Regions from separate parts of the Homo sapiens genome. Here regions 2 and 3 are each linked to region 1. A link is a contact called in ENCODE Hi-C or POLR2A ChIA-PET data. All regions are on one chromosome and are shown on one strand. The core of a region is the stretch at or near the end of the contact, and the rest is flanking DNA. Distances in the headings are between cores, read along the strand shown.

Region 1 (2,700 bases), core at 48-2,547:
ATGTATAGCTGTATTTTTCTGGAGAAAGATAGATTTTTATCAATTCTCAATGTCTATGGAGTTTTTAAAAAGAGGTAAGGATTATTCAAATGTAACTATAAACATAAGAAAATGTGATATCTATAACCAGTTGTTAGAGTATTTATCGCCTCCATTTTGCTTCACTTGTAGCCACTTCGTCTCAATCTTGTTAAGGACCAAATAAATGGTATTTGTGGTTACTTGCTGATCTGAAAAGTGAGTACCTCCTGCACCTGGCTAGTCAGTCTTGTGACAATTTGGTGCCATAGAACTAGCAGAGAACTAAATTATGGAATGGCAGATCTCAGGAGCAGCTATGTGATTTTACATACGGTTTGTTTTTAATGGATAGAGACAGAGTCTGGCTATGTTGCCCAGGCTGCTCTGAAACTCCTGGGTTCAAGCCATCATCCTGCCTTAGCCTCTTAAGGAGCTGGGATTACAGGTGCATGCCCCCAGGCCCAGTTCATATGATTTTCTGAAAATACAAAAGAAAGAGGGAGATACAAAATACTTTTTTAATCATGTTCTTATAATTATCTTAATAAAAATCAATTTGCTCTGAATGCCATGACCTGCTGAGTGTCCCAACCTAAGGGTTGTCAGACCATTTTCTCATATATGCATGTATAGAAGTAGGGAACTAATATATTTTTGTCTAAAATGTTTAAGATGAAGATGAGAATGAATTCTACAATATATAATTTTGCCTGAACTATATAAGACAGTTAAAATTATAGAGACATTGCAGGAGAGACTCTGGATTAGATAGAAAAAAGGAAGAATTAGGCTTTTTTTTTGTCTATAATCCTTTTAGTAGGTAATTCAGCTTCAGTTTCACTAAATCTTGTTTATGCATTCAGCATAACAAATCTTCTAATAAGCCTGTATAGCTCTAATCTCTGCCTTACTGCAGACACCTGAGGATATAAGTATCCACTCTGCCACTTGATACTTCTCAGAGACTGTTCTGGTGCTGAGAAATCCTTTCCAGTGTGTCCTCAGTTGAACTCCCATGATTCCTGGATGTTGCCATTTTCAAGACACAGGGCAAGCGCATCTGTCTAGATTACCTCTCTACCTTGGGAATTTTAAGTCACTCTGTGAGGGAAAGAGAACTCAGTATAGTAGTAACTCTCAGAATGAAAATTTTCCCCTTGCATGTTAATATTTTTAGAGTAATCATTGTCACTGAAAATAGACTTCCTCTTTCCCCTCTCATGCTGGAAAATCTTAGGTAATTATGAATAAAGCATTCTTTACTTTTCCCCTCCTCCCTTGATGATTGCTTTACCTCACTCTGTGAGAACTGTGACTACTCATTCTGCTCTTGTCTTTTACATGAGAACTGAGAGCGCATTTTTAAGATGGAATTTTCCTCCTTAATGAAGTCATAACATTAGTCAGAAGATTTTCTCTTCTTGAACGTTAAGCCTGGGTAAGGAATAAAGTGCAGAAGTTTATGGAAAATTATAAGATAACTTAAAAAAAAAACGAAGACAACAAATTAAAATATTAGCCATTGAGGGAAAAGGTTTTACAGGTAGCTCTCTGAGGAGTTCTTCCCTCATATCTCCTCAAAAATCTTGTTTTGCATTTAATTTTTTACAGTTGGATAAGCTCAGCCCTTGACATATTTTCAATAGCAAATAAGCCTAGAGTTTATTTTTAGTACATTTATTAGGAATGTGTTCTTGGGAAAATTATTTAACCTCTGTAAGCCCTGCTTTAAATGGCAAAGAAGAAAGTAGGTAATAATAGATAATAACAGGATTATTTTATGCATTACCTGTACATTGCCCAACATATAGTAAGTTCTCAATTTTATATTGGTATTTGTTTTATTATTAACCACTTTTATTAATGTTGCTTTTAGTTTTTGAAATATGAATTCATTCAAAAATATTTCTTGAGCACCTGCCAAATACCAGGCACTCTTCTAGGAACTAGAGTGGCATTAATGAGTAAGAGGCAAAAATCTCTTCCCTTGTTGAGCTTAGAATCCATTAGAGTAAGAGACAGACACATACAAAATAAAATGTATAATATAGTAAATACCAAGAAGTGCTAAGTTTTAAAAATGTAAAGCAGAAAAAGGAAATTGAGTGGCAGGGTTAGGTAGTAATTGAAGATATAGTAGTCAAGTAAGGCAGCTTCAAGAGAAGATTATGTCTTAAATAAAAATCTGATAAAGATATAAAAACAAGCCATGAAGTTATCTGAAGGAATTGCAGGTAGTGGAGAACAGCCAAAAGACCTGGAGTAGTAAAAGGTTTTATGCAGAGTGATTTAAAAAGAATCACAGTATCTTATACATCAGTAAATATTTACACATACACTTAAGTAAGTGATATGGACAAGAACTTTGGAAGTTGAATAGCAAGGTCCATCTGGACTATAACAGAGGAGGCTTCACAAAGGAAGGTGACAGGGCATGGCCTGGATCCTGAAGGACAGGAAGAATTGGGATCGATAACAAAGAATGACATCCCAGTGGAGAGAAGTGGAGGGGAAACAGCATGAAATGGAGTGAAATAAGAATGTTGGCCTTTAGGGCAGGAATGGGCCAGGCAGAGGGCAAGTGGGAAGCAGGAAAAAGGCGACCTTGTATAAAGTTCATGTTGGCAAATAGAGAGAAGATGGGAAAGCAGGGTAAGGCCAAATTTAGTAAAATCCTAA
Region 2 (2,700 bases), core at 55-2,554, 160 kb after region 1:
TACTTTAAATTTGTTATACCCATAACATTATAACATCAACAGGAATTAGTAAAAATCATCCAGATGTCCATCACTCCAAGAAATCACCTTCATTAGTTTTCCTGTATTATTTTGTGTTCTGTTTGTATACATGTATACATTTTACCTAGTTTTAATCATAACAGATGGCACTTTTAGTTAGCTTTCCTTCATATAATTTGTCAGGAATCACTTTTTTGAACTGCTAATTCTTTTAAATTATTGTTTGAGTAGCCACATTCAACCATGTCAGATGTTAAACTTTTAGTGTTTCTTGTTACTTCTTTAAACAATGCTAAATCTGGTAACCTAGCCTTTGAGGTGACAAGCTCATGCTTATACCCCCTCATCATGAGTGTTGACAACCATTGGCCACATGTAAGCAAAAACTAAACTGGCAGCAGGAGAGCTCATCCCAGGATGTTGCCAGTTTTTCATTTGCCTGGCATGGGATCAGTATGCACCCATCTCTTTCTTGGCAGTAATCTAGGCAGATTTGGAAGGTTTTCATCATACTTAACTTGGGGTTCAAAAGCAACGACAACAAAAAAGCAGCTAGAGATCACTGCAACAACACATTTCATACTGAGGGCAATACGGGTCAGTAGGTGACATGCAGTACAAATTGAAACTAGTGTTTTCTATAAGCACTCAAAGTTGTATGCCTCTATCTTCTCTCCAAATAGGTCCCAAATATGTTACAGAAAAATCTAGGATGGCATTTTCCTCCTTTGACCACAGCTGAGACTCAGAGGGACTTGAGGTCTTTCTGGTACTATTAGTGAACATCTTTGAATTTTTCTCCTCTGGACCCTCAGTCAGTGCTTCTAGAACTGTGTGCCTCTTTTGGCTACTGTAAAAGGCACGGTGATTTAAGCCTGGAGAAATGTAAATCTGGGCAACCAACAACCTCCCGTCTATCCTTCAAACACATATACACACACTTTTACACATATCGGTTCATTTTCTTATCAAACACAAATACATGGAACAACACAGTAACAAGAAAAGCAAAGAGACCGGGGGTAGATAAGAGGTAACCTACATTTCCTAAGGTATTTATACTGACCATCCCTCAGCCTTACCTTTACAGGGGGATTCTCTCTTAAGTCAGGTTGCAGTGTTTAAAACGCTATGCAATTTGCTACTGTGTTACTCAGTTTCCAAAAGCCACAATCTACTCAATTCACCTGTTCTGAATCTTTCTTGATTCTCAAAGAAGCCTGTCTCTGAAGAGCTCCATCCTTCTGGGTCACACTTCCTTCTGATATGGGGCCTCTCTCTTCTGTGAAGGTCTCTATTCCAGTCTTCCTGAAGCAGCCCGATGTACCCTTCTTTCTCTGCCTTTTCAAATGGCCACAGTGATGTCACTCTCAGCTGTTTCTAAGCTGGTTCCTAACCTCAAGACTAAGGGAATGACTCAGCTGGAATCAGTAACCTTGTCTTTAAAAGGTCAGACTATTTTGAACCACCACCACCACCATAGACTTAATGCAGTCAACCCGTTTAACAGACAGGTATAAATTAAATACGGGCATACTAAACATGTGTTCTGAGTAAAAGAGACTTATAAAAGATGGAACATTGTTTGCCAAGATTCAAAAAAGTTTTAACTTTGAAATTTCATTACAGTTAGTCTGTTGAGAATGGTAGACAATTTTAAAGCTACTAGTGAACTCCCAAAACTCAATTCGGCAGGCTTTCCTCTGACCTCATCTTCCTTGACCACTAGGCCTTAGAGTCCAAAGGCTGGAGGGGCCGAAGTTCTGATGTCCAAAAGAAGGAGATGAAGTGTGTCCAGCTCCAGGAGAGAGAGGAGAGGAAAGAGAGAGAGAGACTAGCATTTGATACAATTGTCCCTCTAACCTTCCGTTCCTATCCTGGCTTCTCTGACACCCACAATGCCAAGTTAGTTTTGCTCTCATTCCTTTCCTGCTCCCTCAGGTAGTTTATTCATGACGAGTGTCTGCAGTTATCACCTGCATGTGGTTTCTTGGTATTAGTTGGGAGTTGCAAGTAATAGAAACCTAACTTGAACTAGCATAAATTTTACAAACATATTTAAGGATCTTAGGCAAGAATGAAGCTGCCTAAATAAGGAATACTTGGGATCAGAGACTCAAACATGTGAGTTTTCTACCAATTTTGTTTTCTTTTTCTGTGTGACTGTTTCATTTTCCTGTGTGCAGACCATTTTGAATTTATATCTCTTTTGTTCCAGAGAGCAGGAAGACTGGGTTGTAATGTCTTGGTCTCAATTCCAGATTTCTAAGTAAGGCTTTTGATTGGCTCAGTTTAGGCTTAGGTCTCGAATAAATCAATTTCAGCAGGGGGTACAGTCAAGGGAAAAGGTTAAGTGATCACCTTGGATCAATCAACCATGGCTAGGTGGTCATAAGAACATGGTGTCCCTAATGTCACCTCCAGACTTAACCTCCCATCTGAGCACATAAAGAATTTGCTAGATATTATCACATGCTGCCATCTCCAACTTAACAAGCCTGAAACTGATCTCATAATTTCCCACCCAAACTATAGGCCACCTTTACTATTTGTGAATGAATAGTATTATCATTCTCTCACCATCCTTGGCCCAAACCTTGAATCATCCTGCCTCATCTCTTTCTCTTCTGAGTGCAGTCATCAATTTGTAAAATAGTACTGATTAATATTTAGTGGATA
Region 3 (2,700 bases), core at 67-2,566, 230 kb before region 1:
CCTTTTCCCACTGTGTTTTCTTGGCATCTTTGTCAAAAATCAAACGGCCATATATATGTGGATTTATTTCTGGGCTCTCTACTCTGTTCCATTGGTTTATGTGTCTGTTTTTATGCCAGTATCATGCTGTTTTGATTACTATACTATTTTGAAGGCAAGTAGTACAATGCCTCCAGCTTTGTTCTTTTTGCTGCCAAAGTGTTTTTCATTAAAAATTTTCCTCGCAAGTGGAAAACATGATATAGGAAGAGAAAACACTTCTACGGCCAGAATGTTAGACAATGTTACTTATTCTTGAAATTAATTCTTTTGAGCCATGTTCCTCAGAATGATGTGATCTTAACATGAACACAGGAATAGCCTCACGGTAAAGAAGTCTGCTATGAATGATTGTTTTAGAGCTCTTGAAACTTCCAGGTTCCTGGAGACAAGGGCTTATCATAAAATAGCTCATATCAAGGTTGAAAATATGAGAAATAATTAGTAGTAATATATTGTAATCTCGCAGTCTGTTTCTAACCTGTCAGATGCACAAGTAGAATGATCATTCAGAGTATCCTTTAGTTGAATGTTAATCTTCCCCTAAAAAAGAAAATAGAGTGACTATCTTTTCCCATCATACACACATGAGTATTGTATATAATCAAAGTGCTTTTCCACTCTCTGGAAAACACAGTACCCATGTAAAGTGTATCAACACTGGAAACAAAACAGTTGGACTTATAATATTGTGAGCTCTCTGAAACCAGAAGCATTCGGCAGGAGCTGGAGTTTCAAATGCTAAAACAGAAATATAAAATCTTCCTGAGACAGAAGGATAAACTTCCAGATTTCTTCAAATCTCAGCTTGAAATTTTTAATTGCTATGTTTAGATTTTCTGAAAACCATTCTGTGAATTATTATTGTTTGATAACTGAAGGTTGATGTCCTTGCTTAGGTACACAGCAGCCCACCTTTATTTTTTAACAAATCTCCTTTCTTTCTTCTAGTCCCAACTCCTCAAAACACTGACTACTACTTACTCAAACCAGGGGCTGATAAAACTAGTTAACTTTCCCCTCAATACCTAGCATGCTGTAAGCAACTGGATAAAACCTAATTACCTACCTCATAAGTGAAACTTTTAAATCTATTTGTGCACTTCCAGTGTATCAGGCAGTTCATCCACGGAAGGTTAAAGAAATACTGAGAAACACTAATAAAACTTAAGAAGAAAGCATTCTTTGCTTTCATTGAGCTGGGAGGAAACTAGAAGTCTTCTAGTCCCACCCCTCCATGCTAGTAATAAGGAAACTAAGTTGCACAACACCACCCAGCTTGTTAAAGGCAGAGCTGAAACAAGAACCTGACATCCAATCCGGAGTTCAGTTTTCACTAACATATGCACCTTGACTTCGCTTGAATTTCCTCCTTTTGATTGACAAAGAGTGAAAGTACTGGTGGCCTAATTTTATAAGAAACCACTGAAAATTCTTGAGAAAACTGGTTTACTGGTTCACAATTGACAGATTTAATTCAAGGGGGAGAAGAAAAGATGCTTTAAAGCACAGCAATTACTGGACTAACACACAGCTGGGCACATTCATGGGGACACACGAGTGCAGGAGATCACTGAGGGAGAAAGTACAGGAAAAAATTAATAAACAGCCTCTGCTTAACCATGGGAAAAGCCCATATTTACAGAGTGGGAGGAGGGTGAATAACATTAATTGCCACTCTGGGCTTCTTCCCCAAAGTACTCTAGGACTGGTTTTTCAAGAGTAAAGAAAGGGACTAGACAAGTTAAAACTGCCTGCGGCACATTTTCTTGTTATACAGATATAAACACACACGTGATTTGTGCCTTGGCCTCACACCCTGCTCACTGCAGACTAGTTCCTGGTCCCTGGTCTCCATTCAAAGAACACAGACCACGCAGGATGTCAGTGGAAGAGGAAACTTTGTACACTGTTGGTGGGAATGTAAATTAGTATAGCCATTATGGAAAACGGTTCCTCAAAGTTAAAAAGTACAAGTTTACCTAGGTAACAAACCTGCACATGTACCCCTGAACTTAAAATAAATGTTAAAAAAATAAATAAAAATAGGCCAGGTGAGGTTGCTCACACCTGTAATCCTAGCACTTTGGAAGGCCGAGGCAGGTGGATCACCTGAGGTCAGGAGTCTGAGACCAGCCTGGGCAACATGGCAAAAACCTCGTCTCTACTAAAGATATAAAAATTAGCTGGGCGTGGTGGCAGGTGCCTATAATCCCAGCTACTCAGGAGGCTGAGGTAGGAGAATCACTTGAACCTGGGGGGCAGAGGTTGCAGTGAGCCAAAATCCTGCCACTGCACTCCAGCCTGGGCAAAAGAGGGAAACTCCGTCTCAAAAAAAAAAAAAAAATTAAAAATTAAAAATATTTACCCATTTGCAAATTTTAAAAATCAAATATATATTTAAAAAGAGTTTAAACATTTTTTTCAGATTTTTTAAAAGTTTTATTCTGATTAATTCACACTGGATAGAAAACGAATAAACTTCCAAGAGAAGAGGCCCCCTTAAATTCATTTTTTCCATCAAGATGAATAAGTGTGCTTCTGTCCAATTGCCCTGAATAATATCTGATATTAATCTGAAATATTTTCTCAGCTGTGAATTTGGGTAGACATAATCCAATAAAATTATCATATGTACAGATAAAGTTATGATATTGGAAA

The links. Hi-C counts contacts between places; a loop is a spot of excess contacts on that map. ChIA-PET counts read pairs that join two places held with the same protein, here RNA polymerase II (POLR2A). Pooled maps may share reads with other maps.
Region 2: a loop to region 1 is called in a pooled map, with 2.2 times the contacts of the local background. The contact joins the promoter of TET2-AS1 here to the enhancer-like site in region 1. A Hi-C loop is called at or near these places in 1 of 37 single-sample maps with no recorded cell type and 1 of 50 pooled maps. POLR2A ChIA-PET finds 5 or more read pairs at or near these places in 1 of 52 experiments (activated T-cell).
Region 3: a pooled map shows a loop between it and region 1 (12-fold over the local background). The contact joins two enhancer-like sites. A Hi-C loop is called at or near these places in 14 of 37 single-sample maps with no recorded cell type and 11 of 50 pooled maps.

Annotation. Positions count from the first base shown.
Region 1 is chr4:105,190,699-105,193,398 of GRCh38, forward strand. All of the region lies in intron 2 of TET2 (tet methylcytosine dioxygenase 2), which reads left to right. The region is part of intron 2 of TET2-AS1 (TET2 antisense RNA 1); the gene reads right to left. Among named protein-coding and RNA genes, the nearest start is that of TET2, 45 kb to the left of the region's middle. Within about 2 kb of position 1,298, at least 4 of the 41 ENCODE cell types and tissues checked have a DNase peak (open chromatin) inside an H3K27ac peak, as active enhancers do.
Region 2 is chr4:105,351,577-105,354,276 of GRCh38, forward strand. It overlaps TET2-AS1 (TET2 antisense RNA 1), which reads right to left and starts at 1,305. Exons shown (of 6, transcript NR_126420.1): 1 at 1,104-1,305.
Region 3 is chr4:104,965,500-104,968,199 of GRCh38, forward strand. No RefSeq gene overlaps it. Among named protein-coding and RNA genes, the nearest start is that of TET2, 180 kb to the right of the region's middle. Within about 2 kb of position 1,317, at least 11 of the 41 ENCODE cell types and tissues checked have a DNase peak (open chromatin) inside an H3K27ac peak, as active enhancers do.